Linked DNA regions of Mus musculus: region 2 is linked to region 1. The links are chromatin loops, found by intact Hi-C in ENCODE. Cell type or tissue: left cerebral cortex. All regions are shown on one strand.

What was found. Hi-C counts contacts between places; a loop is a spot of excess contacts. Peaks named below come from ENCODE experiments on the same cell type or tissue, not always from the same donor. Only the 100,000 strongest peaks of a DNase experiment are listed, where the experiment ranks them.
Region 2: a loop joins it to region 1, with 2.5 times the contacts of the local background. A loop is called at or near these places in 8 of 42 quality-filtered maps.

The regions. Positions count from the first base shown.
Region 1 is chr13:14,176,090-14,181,089 of GRCm38, forward strand. All of the region lies in intron 17 of Arid4b (AT rich interactive domain 4B (RBP1-like)), which reads left to right. Among named protein-coding and RNA genes, the nearest start is that of Gm26129, 91 kb to the left of the region's middle. In left cerebral cortex, a CTCF peak has its summit at 2,143 (motif pointing left); no DNase peak of the experiment used is centred here.
Region 2 is chr13:13,991,276-13,996,275 of GRCm38, forward strand. B3galnt2 (UDP-GalNAc:betaGlcNAc beta 1,3-galactosaminyltransferase, polypeptide 2) reads left to right here. Exons shown (of 12, transcript NM_178640.3): 8 at 94-277; 9 at 3,140-3,265; 10 at 3,841-4,000; 11 at 4,452-4,508. Among named protein-coding and RNA genes, the nearest start is that of B3galnt2, 39 kb to the left of the region's middle. In left cerebral cortex, no CTCF peak of the experiment used is centred here; a DNase peak (open chromatin) is centred at 1,951; H3K27ac peaks cover 1,670 bases.

The DNA of each region.
Region 1 (5,000 bases):
TTTTTTTTTTTTTTTTTTAGCTAAAGGTATGGCTGGGTATATATTACTATGTGCATAAAGTATTTTTTTGAAAGCTGGGTTTCAGAAGATCTGTCGAAGTGGGCATAATAACCATTTTATAGACCAACGGTCTGCTGCTTTATTATCACCAAATGATTTGCCAACACAGCCAAACAAAAGTCAGAAAGCTTTTCAGAGCTTGTAGTTTTCTCTGGTGAGAGCAAGTAGTCAGCTGTCTCTGAATGGTTTCCTTTTGCAATGTGTCAGTATTGTCAACATATTAAAAAGGTCACATCCGACATGACGTCTTCTTTCAAAAGGTTCGTATCATTACCGTGCAATTACTATTTTGCATTGTCTTCTAGGTTAAATTGTATGCTCCTTGCAGATAAGTGCTACATTGTAACTTTATGCTGAATGCATTGATATGTATTGAATAAATACGCTTTTCTATATAATTTTGACCATTTTTTTCAGGCCACAAGACATGTGAATCTTTTATATTAAGTACTTTTAGTATGTGTCTTCTCAGATTAGGCATTTGTATTTGCCTAGCAGTTTAGATGTATATCAGATGCTTATCAAGGTTCTATGTACAAAATTATTATATAATTACTAATAATGGAATTGGAAAGCTGAGGCTAACCAGTCCTTCTTTTTCTTCCTTTTTTGGTAGTACTAAGGCTCAATTCTAGAGCCTTGCTTATACTGACAAAGTGTTTAACCCCTGAACTATACTGCTTAATTAAAACAATCAGGCCTAATTTGTTTACTATTTGTTTTAACTTTTTAAATATGTTCTTGAATAGGAAAAACACAAGACAACAAAAGTCCTCTTCGCTTCTGTCCTGTCTTTTCTTGCAATGAAGAGGCCATTGTTGTTCCTTGGTACTTTTTAGTAAAGGTAAAGGCAGATGGGTGTGTGAGCCATCCAGTCAGTCTCTCTGCTTTCATATAGCCATAAGACTGTGCTTGAACCTCAACATCATGAAGCATGCTGACTGATGAACAGGAATACAGTAATTTGACAGGGTTCATCTGAACAACTGTTACATAGAGTTGCTGTTGTAATCCTAGTGTTCTCTGCTCAGTGGAGATCCATATTCGAATGCATATCCTTGATTCCTTGTATTGTGATTCTCTTCTAAAGTCACTATGACATTTTCACCCATACTTTGTTCTTACTGGTATTACTCTTCCATTCTCCCCCTTATCCTGTCTCTTCCTTCTCTTTCTCATGTTGCTCCCCATTAAGATATATGCTCATGATTACCATTCCAGTTTCATGATCTACACTCACAACTCTACATACATCTATCTAAAACTTAAAGTCTAGAGTCTGCATATTTGAGAAACCACGAAGTTGTTTTTTGTTTTGTTTTGTTTTTCTGAACCGCTCTTATTTCATTTACCATAATGATTTCTGGTTATCCATTTTCCAGCATGTGTAATGATTTTATTTTTATTTATAGCTTGATAAAATTTCATTACACACACACACACACACACACACACATATATATATATATATATATATATATATATATATATAAAAAATGTATGTCACATTTTCATCATCCATTCACCTGTTAATGGATAATTAGGTTGCTCCCATTTCCTAATTATTTTGAATGGTTGGTATCCTATGTGATTTTTTTTTTTTTTTTAGCCTATTTTTTTCTTCACTCTTTTCATGTGTCTGTGTGTATGTATGTGAATGCAGATGCCCTTGGACTCTGTCTATGTACCTCTTATTTGCTGAGCTATCTTCCAGTTCCCTCCTATTGATTCTTAAAACAATAAATAACTCGGGGGAGCCCTCCTGTACAGGGAGAATCATGATAGTCAAGAGGATAAGGCTGTTATACACTTGCAGTATATTCTTTTATTCTTATTTGTTAATGTTGGTGTTTTCTGAGACAGAGTCTCTCTCTGTATCCATACTAGCTCAGAGCTCTTTATTTTCCTGTTTTGGCCTCCTAGGTGATAGATTATAGGTGTTCTTTAATGTGTTCAGCTCCAACATTCAGGTATTTTTTGTTTTTGATACAGGGTTTCACTATGTAGCGCTTAGCTTGCCTGAAACTCAATTTGTAGACCAGAGTGACCTTAAACTCAACAGAGATCTACCCACCTTTGCCTCCCCCTTGTGTTGAGATTAAAGACATGCATCACAATATCCAGCAATTCTAGTATCCTTTAAAGTTGTATTTTGAGGGATGAATAAATGTTCTATCTAATAAGGTATCTCAGTGGGAAAAAAATTAAAAATATTTTGCTTTTCTATTTCTTTTTTTTAATATTTATTTATTTATTTATTTATTTATTTATATGTAAGTACACTGTAGCTGTCTTCAGACACTCCAGAAGAGGACATCAGATTTTGTTACAGGTGGTTGTGAGCCACCATGTGGTTGGTGGGATTTGAACTCAGGACCAATTGGGACTCTTAACCGCTGAGCCATCTCACCAGCTCCTGCTTTTCTATTTCTTAGTTGAAATTTTTCTCATTTTTGCCACTTCTTTTTAAAAACATTGGGCTTTTTGTAGTGTTAGAAGATATTTGAATTCTCAATAATCTCTACACCAGAGTGAAAAGCAGGAAGGTCAGGAATCAAGGTCAGTCTCGGCTACATAGCAAATTCTGGCTAGTCCACACTACATTGAAACAGTGTCTCAGTGCAAAACTGATATTCAGAGCAGGTTCCCAGACAACCAGGGCTACACAGAATGAAGCAAAACAAAGAAAAGATATTTGAACTGGAACTCAATTTCCTGTTTTCTGTCTGCACCAAATATCCACTTCCATTATCTTTAAAATGAGTGTATTTTTGTCTCTTTTTAGCATATATTAGTAATAGTATCTATAAGTCTTAATTTCATGTAGCCTAAGCAGAGTGCACTGCAGCTTTTGTTGTAGGTCTGAGTACCTTTCACTTAGTTGGTCTTCCCATTGCCGTCTGATAAGGATGTTACTGCTGCTTAACCTCTTTCACATACGCATGGAGGGCTTTGACATCATTGCTGGCTTGAGTTTGGTTCTACTTTTAAATTTATTTATTATTCGCGAGGAGTATGTTTGCGGGATGTGCATGCCACAGTGTGCATGTAAAAGTTAAAGGACAACAATTTGGAGCTATTTCTCTCATTCCACATTTACTGGGTTCTAGAGGTGGAACTCAAAGTTTTCAGTCTGCATGGCAAGTATTTTTACTTGCTGAGCCATCTTTCTGGCCCCTTGTGACAGGATTTTGCTGTGTTGCCCAGGGTGGCCTTGAATTCCTAGGCTCAAATGATTCTCCTCCTCTCAGGTATCTGAAACTCTAGGTACATCTAGAATCCTATTCATTCTTATAAAACTGTGATATCTCTAGGAAATGTTAGACTGGGGAGCTGGTACTCTACCACTCAGGGATCCTTTGTCCCTAAATGGCTTTCTTAAGCATAATGCAGTGTTTTGATGCTGCTGTGATAGGCAAAAATGTACTGTAATGCTAAGTGTATACTACTGTATCAGGCTAAGTACCAAAGGAAAAGCAATACTTGGTTTGCAGCTTTCTCAGGTATTATACATTTGAGCCTTAAAACACATATATGGCATGTGGGTTTAGTTTTCATTTACTAATGTGTTAGACTGCTGATGTTGTGAATGGTTCAATCAGTGGGACACTTATAGAGACACTGATATGTGTCCAGAATGCATCCTATAACTCATTATCTCTTTTATGGCCACCATCAGGTTTAGCCAGGAGGAGTCTTGGTGTGCTACAATGTGGAGCTGAGTCAGCAGTTTCATACTGGCCTGTGAAACACTCGCCTGAGGGTTGCTTTAGATGCTTGTAGGACTTCTGTTTGTCATAACGTGAAAACATGTTTAATCAAATGATGACTTGTATAATTAAATTTTTCCCTCCAGGAGGGTGGTTGCTTTTTGAGATTGGGTCGCTCTTTGTAACCCAGACTGTCTGTAATTCACATCTGTAGCCAGGCTGGCCTGAAGCTCCTGAAACTCTTCCGTTAGCCTCTCAAGGCCTGATTCATCACAGCTTGTTAATTTAGTTCTTGATTTGGGACCATTGTTACTTCACTATAAATGCTTGTAATAATGAAGACATTTTAATCTTAAACCTTATTTTCAGGATTTTGTGTTTGTTATTAAAGACTGGAGTCATAGCTTAGGATATGCAAGTCTATAGTTTTTAATCTCCAGTACTGCAGGCAGATAAATAAACAAATGACAAATAGTCATTCTTTTATGGGTATAGCTTTGAAACAGAGAATGACTGAATTACTTTCTAATTTTTTTAAGTCTTGTTTATTTATCATGTATATAGCATTCTACCTGCATGTGTACCTGTAGGCCAGAGGAGGTCACAGATCTCATTATAGATGATTGTTAGCCACCATGTAGTTGCTGGGAATTGAACTAAGGACCTCTGGAAGGCACAGTGCTCTTAACCTACAAGACTTCTTCTCTCCAGCCGCCTCTAATGTTTTTTTCCTAGCTTTTTTTTTAAAGGAAAAAAGTACTCTTTTTTTTTTTAATAGTTTAATGTAGTCAGTAGTATTTTGCACCTTGCAAAATCCTGAACTTTGAACATTGAATTGAGACGTCATCATAGCTCTGTTGACCCTTCAATGTTTGTAACTATATGAAAGAAGCTTTTTAGGGCACAGAAAACTTAGGGCAGATGAATGTTTTTCTAGCATTTTCTGAGCAGCGCCTCCCTGCCCCAGGGTTATTTGCATTCTCTAAATAGCAATAGGAGGCTTTCTATCAGAGTGTTACTTAACTATAGCATGCTATCTTGGTAGGTTTAGAGGGGAAAATTCCTACCCATTGCTTAAACGCAAAACAAATGTGTAGAAAAGATTATAATTTTTCAGTATTTACTGTGCATGATTGGTTTGAGTGGAGGAGTAGTGAACCTAGAGGGTTTAGGAGGGTTTGGTTCATTCGGTAGTGACCATGGGACAGTCAGTTTGACTCTCTTTGATGT
Region 2 (5,000 bases), 180 kb before region 1:
TTTCTTGGGGAAGGAATTCTGGTAACATTTTCAAGTTCTGGGTTCTGAGTGTGCAGTAGTATTTCTCTTCAATAGTCAGTTTTTCCTTTTCAGAAGGTGATGCACTATTAAGAAGCCTTTATTCTCGGCCCCAGAGACTTGCAGATCACATACAGGATCTGCAGGTGGAAGATGCCTTACTGCAGGAGGAAAGCAGTGTCCATGACGACATTGTCTTCGTGGATGTTGTGGATACTTACCGGAATGTTCCTGCAAAATTACTGAACTTCTATAGATGGTAGGTTGTACATATGTGGGGTAGGTTTATGAAACATCATCAAGCCACTGAGATTTCAAAATTTAAAAGACTTATCACCTGAAATGCAGTCTGTTACATCCTGGATCTTTAAAAAAATTAATTTTAAGGTTTTAAAAAATATTTTATAAGATATAGATTCTACTTCATAAAATAAAAACTTTATGTTTTTATTTCTATGTTTTAATTATTCAAATGTAAATGTCTGTTATGTAAGCATGAGTGCCTTGGGCCGCCAAAAGAAGGCATTAGATCCTCTGGAACTAGGGTTACATACAGTTGTAAGCTGCCCTACTTGAGTACCAGGATAGTTCTAACTGCTGAGCCAACTCTCCAGCACCTGGCTCCTTTGGAAGACATCTTTGAACATGCTGTGTCTTTCTTATTTAGATAAACAGATCCACAGTGTGAATGGTATTAAGGGATCAAAACGAACAAATCAAAATTAATTCCCTTGGATTCATTCCTACATACTTCAGGTGTCTCAGCCTAGCACTGGATGAATTCACTGAGTCTGGAAATGGTCCCTTTTTAGTTTTATTCCTACCTATCTACCCCAATTCCCTAATTATGTTCACACTAAGTTACTAGTCTGAATTCTTCTCAATTAAATATCCACCTTCCATTTCCAGTCTGGAAATGGTCCCTTTTTAGTTTTATTCCTACTTATCTACCCCAATTCCCTAATTATGTTCACACTAAGTTACTAGTCTGAATTCTTCTCAATTAAATATCCACCTTCCATTTCCAGTCTCTACTCCATGGGCTTCCGGATCCCTTGCATTTGGATAGATGCAGCGAGTGGGCACATGAGTTTTGTCCAGCTGCACAGGAGCTGAGGCAGAAGGCTCCTAGAACATGAAGGCTAGCTTTCACAGGGCAAGGCTCTGAAAGACAACCCTCCTTGTCTGTTTTACAAACTCTAGTAGTTGCTCAGTGAGATGAACTCTCCTAACTTCCTGGAGCCTCCAGTAGTTCTCCTAGCTTGGCTGTATTCTATGTCTGTGACAATAATGTTATTTTACCAATCATAGTTGGTAGTTGCTTGTGGCTGTGCTGACTTTCCGAGGAACAGCTTTCTCTCTCACATGGCTGAAGTACTAACTCCCTGGAGTATGTGTGACTAGGATTTCACATTTTTTTCCTTATCTTTGGAAACCTTATTTATTGGAAAGACTATCATATCTCTTTCTTCACTTCCCTTCTTGGGTGGGAAGTTCACAAGGGCACGTGTACAAGGGATATGTTTTCTTGGAGTCATACTCTGTAGATGGTCCGGTTAGTTTGCTGAAGGTAACATTATCTAACTGGGACTAGTTATTATTTTGGTAGAAGGCAGTTGAGTCTGAAATACCAGGACTGTATTTAGACAGCAATAGGAGCCTATCCCGAGCAGGTGGTTGTGGTGCATCTAAAATCCCAGCACTCAGAATTCCCAGTGTAGATGCCACTGTGAGGAGTTTGAGGAATGGGAAGTCAGGACTTAAGATTGGGGTGAGGGGGGGCACTAGCATTTCTAACAGAGATCTTTCCCAGGGAACCTTCAGTTTTCCTCCTCCTGCTCCTTACCTACCTCTCCCATTGTTTTTTGCCTCCCTTCTCTTTACTGTTGTCAAACCTCAGCAGAGCTGTTTTTAGATCTGCCTCCTCATAGCCCACATTACCACTTACCATCTGTTTTTCAGCATGCTTTGTGTAGGAAACCCTGGGGACACAAAAGAGGACTAGTGTAGGAGGGCACTAGTGGCACCAGCCACGTTTTAAATCAGTGTTTAATTATTTGACCTTATTTACTCAGCAGAGTCACCCACCAGTGATCTAAGCATCTTTGAAAACAAAAGCGTATTTCTGATTGGCAAATACTACGTTTCTGTTATACTGTTAAAAATAAACGACTAAGTTTGGTGGTGTGCACTTTTATTCTCATTTCTACAGAGGCAGAGGCAGGTGGATTTTATAAGTTTGAGGCCAGCTTGGTCTATATAGTTGGCTGATCCCCTTACAAATATGTACTTACAAACAGATGTGTTGTGCAGGGACTGACAGTCAGGGAACCTAGTTTTGCCTTGTTTGATGTCATCAAGAAAACTAGAGAAATGAAGTTCTTACAGAGGGTTGGTTGTTTATAATAATTGAAATGCTGGAAATTGGTTCCAAAGACAAATATGTTTGCACCTTATAAATCATGTTTTAACCCATAATATATTCAGTTTTTTTTTTTTTTACAAAGAAGCTTTGCGACCGTCTGTCTCACTTAGTATTTTGACTAACCTAGAATTCAGAGCTCTCGGATCTGCTTCCCACCACACCTGGCCCGTTTCATAACACATCACATTCAGTGTTCTAAGTGAGAGTTTCAGGTCTGATACCTGTCCCATGATGAGCTTTGTAACCAGGCACACGTGGGGCAGGGTACAGGTGACAGGTAGGCCTGGTAGCTGATGTGGAGAATGACTGGGAAGCCCTTGTTAGCATGCATATTCTAAGGTGGCCGTGGTGGCGCACGCCTTTAATCCCAGCACTTGGGAGGCAGAGGCAGGCAGATTTCTGAGTTCGAGGCCAGCCTGGTCTACAAAGTGAGTTCCAGGACAGCCAGAGAAACCCTGTTACGAAACAAACAAACAAACAAACAAACAAAAAAAAATGCATATTCTACTTCAGTCAGACTTTTCTGTTCATTCTTCTGTGATTCCAGTTGATGAAGTGAGGACCAAGTGCAGTCGATGGCCACAGTAATGGTGTTCTGTGTGTAGGGTAAGACACTGAAGGTGCACAGCTGTACAGGTGTAGTGTTGTGCCCTTCCATAGCTGCACGGACTTGCATATTTCTTTTTCTGTCAACAGGACTGTGGAATCCACCAGCTTCGATTTGCTGCTCAAGACAGATGACGACTGTTATATAGACTTAGAAGCTGTGTTTAATAGAATTGCTCAGAAGAATCTAGATGGGCCTAATTTTTGGTGGGGAAAGTAAGTGAAACATGGACCGCCAATACCTGATTAAGTGTGATTAATTTAGAATGAAATATGGAAGTTACTTTTACATAGATAAAGTTAAGAAAATTATTGATTATACTCTTCTGGGTTAATATGTTATCACTGTAATCTGAGGGAATTTTGTTTATTTTATTGAAAAATCTCAGGTTTATTAACCAGGAGTCAAAGATGTGGCTTTTGTTTTAGAAGCACACGGTCTCCTGCAACTGTTGTATCCTCTTTGCTTAGTTTGGTTTGGTTTCGGTTAGAATCATGTCTGACACATTTCCTCAGCCATTGCCTCTGCTGCTCAGGACCAGTGCCGGGTTGATGATTTGGTGGGTTTGGTTTCAGTTAAGTATGTCCTGAAACACAGGGTGGGCTTCTCTTAGTTTCCATTCAGAAACTGAGAGCTTATCTAATCTGTATAAACTACCATTGGGTAAATAATTCCTTTCCTTAGGCAGCAAGAATCTTTTTCCTGCTTCATCTCCTTGGTAGTGATGGAAGGCAGCTAGTAGAAGGATATGGCCAGCCATTACAGAGAAGCCACCATTGTAACGTCTCAGTTTCAGGTTGAATTGGGCAGTGGACAGAACCGGAAAATGGCAGGAGCTGGAATACCCGAGCCCGGCTTACCCTGCCTTTGCATGTGGGTCAGGGTATGTGATCTCCAAGGATATCGTTGACTGGCTGGCAGGCAACTCCAGAAGGTTAAAGACCTATCAGGTAACAAGGTCACTCATACAGTCCAGTGTCCTGAGATGTCCCTGAAGCAGAGCCAGCTTACCATGGCTGTCCTTTCTCTGTAGGAGTTACTCCCTAAAGATCAGGGACATTTACCTGACACTTCTCAGACTCTAGCCATGATAACTATTCTAATATTTTCTTTGAGCCTGCTTTCACTGTTTTTAATCTTTGTTTGGAAATGTATTCTGTGGAGGAATGTAAACATTTCTGTTCATAAAGAAGTGCTTTCTTTCTCCTGGCTTGGTTATAGAGTCAGGGACCAAGTATGTATGCCCAGTGTGTTGATGTAAGGTATGTGAGGAAAGGGCTTGATTGCTGTGTGCTTCCTGTCTCCCATCTCTGGCTCATCGTTACACATCTGGGTTGGCTAACTCTACATATCACTTTTTGTTACAAAAACATTAAGAAGTTGGCATTTGCTCCTGAGTAGGGTGAAGATGTCAGCATGGGCATTTGGATGGCAGCCATAGGACCTAAAAGACACCAGGTAAGCAGGTCTGGGATGCTGACCTCTGGGCTCTTGTAGGTGTGCAAGTGAACATCCAACCCTTGGCACCGGGGATAAAAGGCTTCTGGTGTCCCAGCTATGATTTTTAAATTGTGACCTCTCAACTTTTCTGACAGCAGACTTTACCTAGAATTTTATTTCTAAGGACCTAGTGGTGTGGAGGCAGGATGTGTGTGCAAAGACTAAAATGGAAGGTAGGAAAACGGGCTGGAAGGAACAAGATTTTTGCCTCATTTGTTGTATTCATTTCTTGATTCTTAACCTTCTTCTCTGGCTGTAGAAGGTACAGAAAACAGGACACGCACGCAGTGTCTGCCATTCAGAGCCACACGTCCACACTCACTCAGCAGGACCAGAATAAGCTCGAGTCCTGCTGCTACATCATACTCCGCCTTCTCAGCAAATCAGAGTCTTGTGACCTATAGTTTCTATAGGCTGTGTGTGGAGCTTGTTGTTATGTGAAGATCCTTA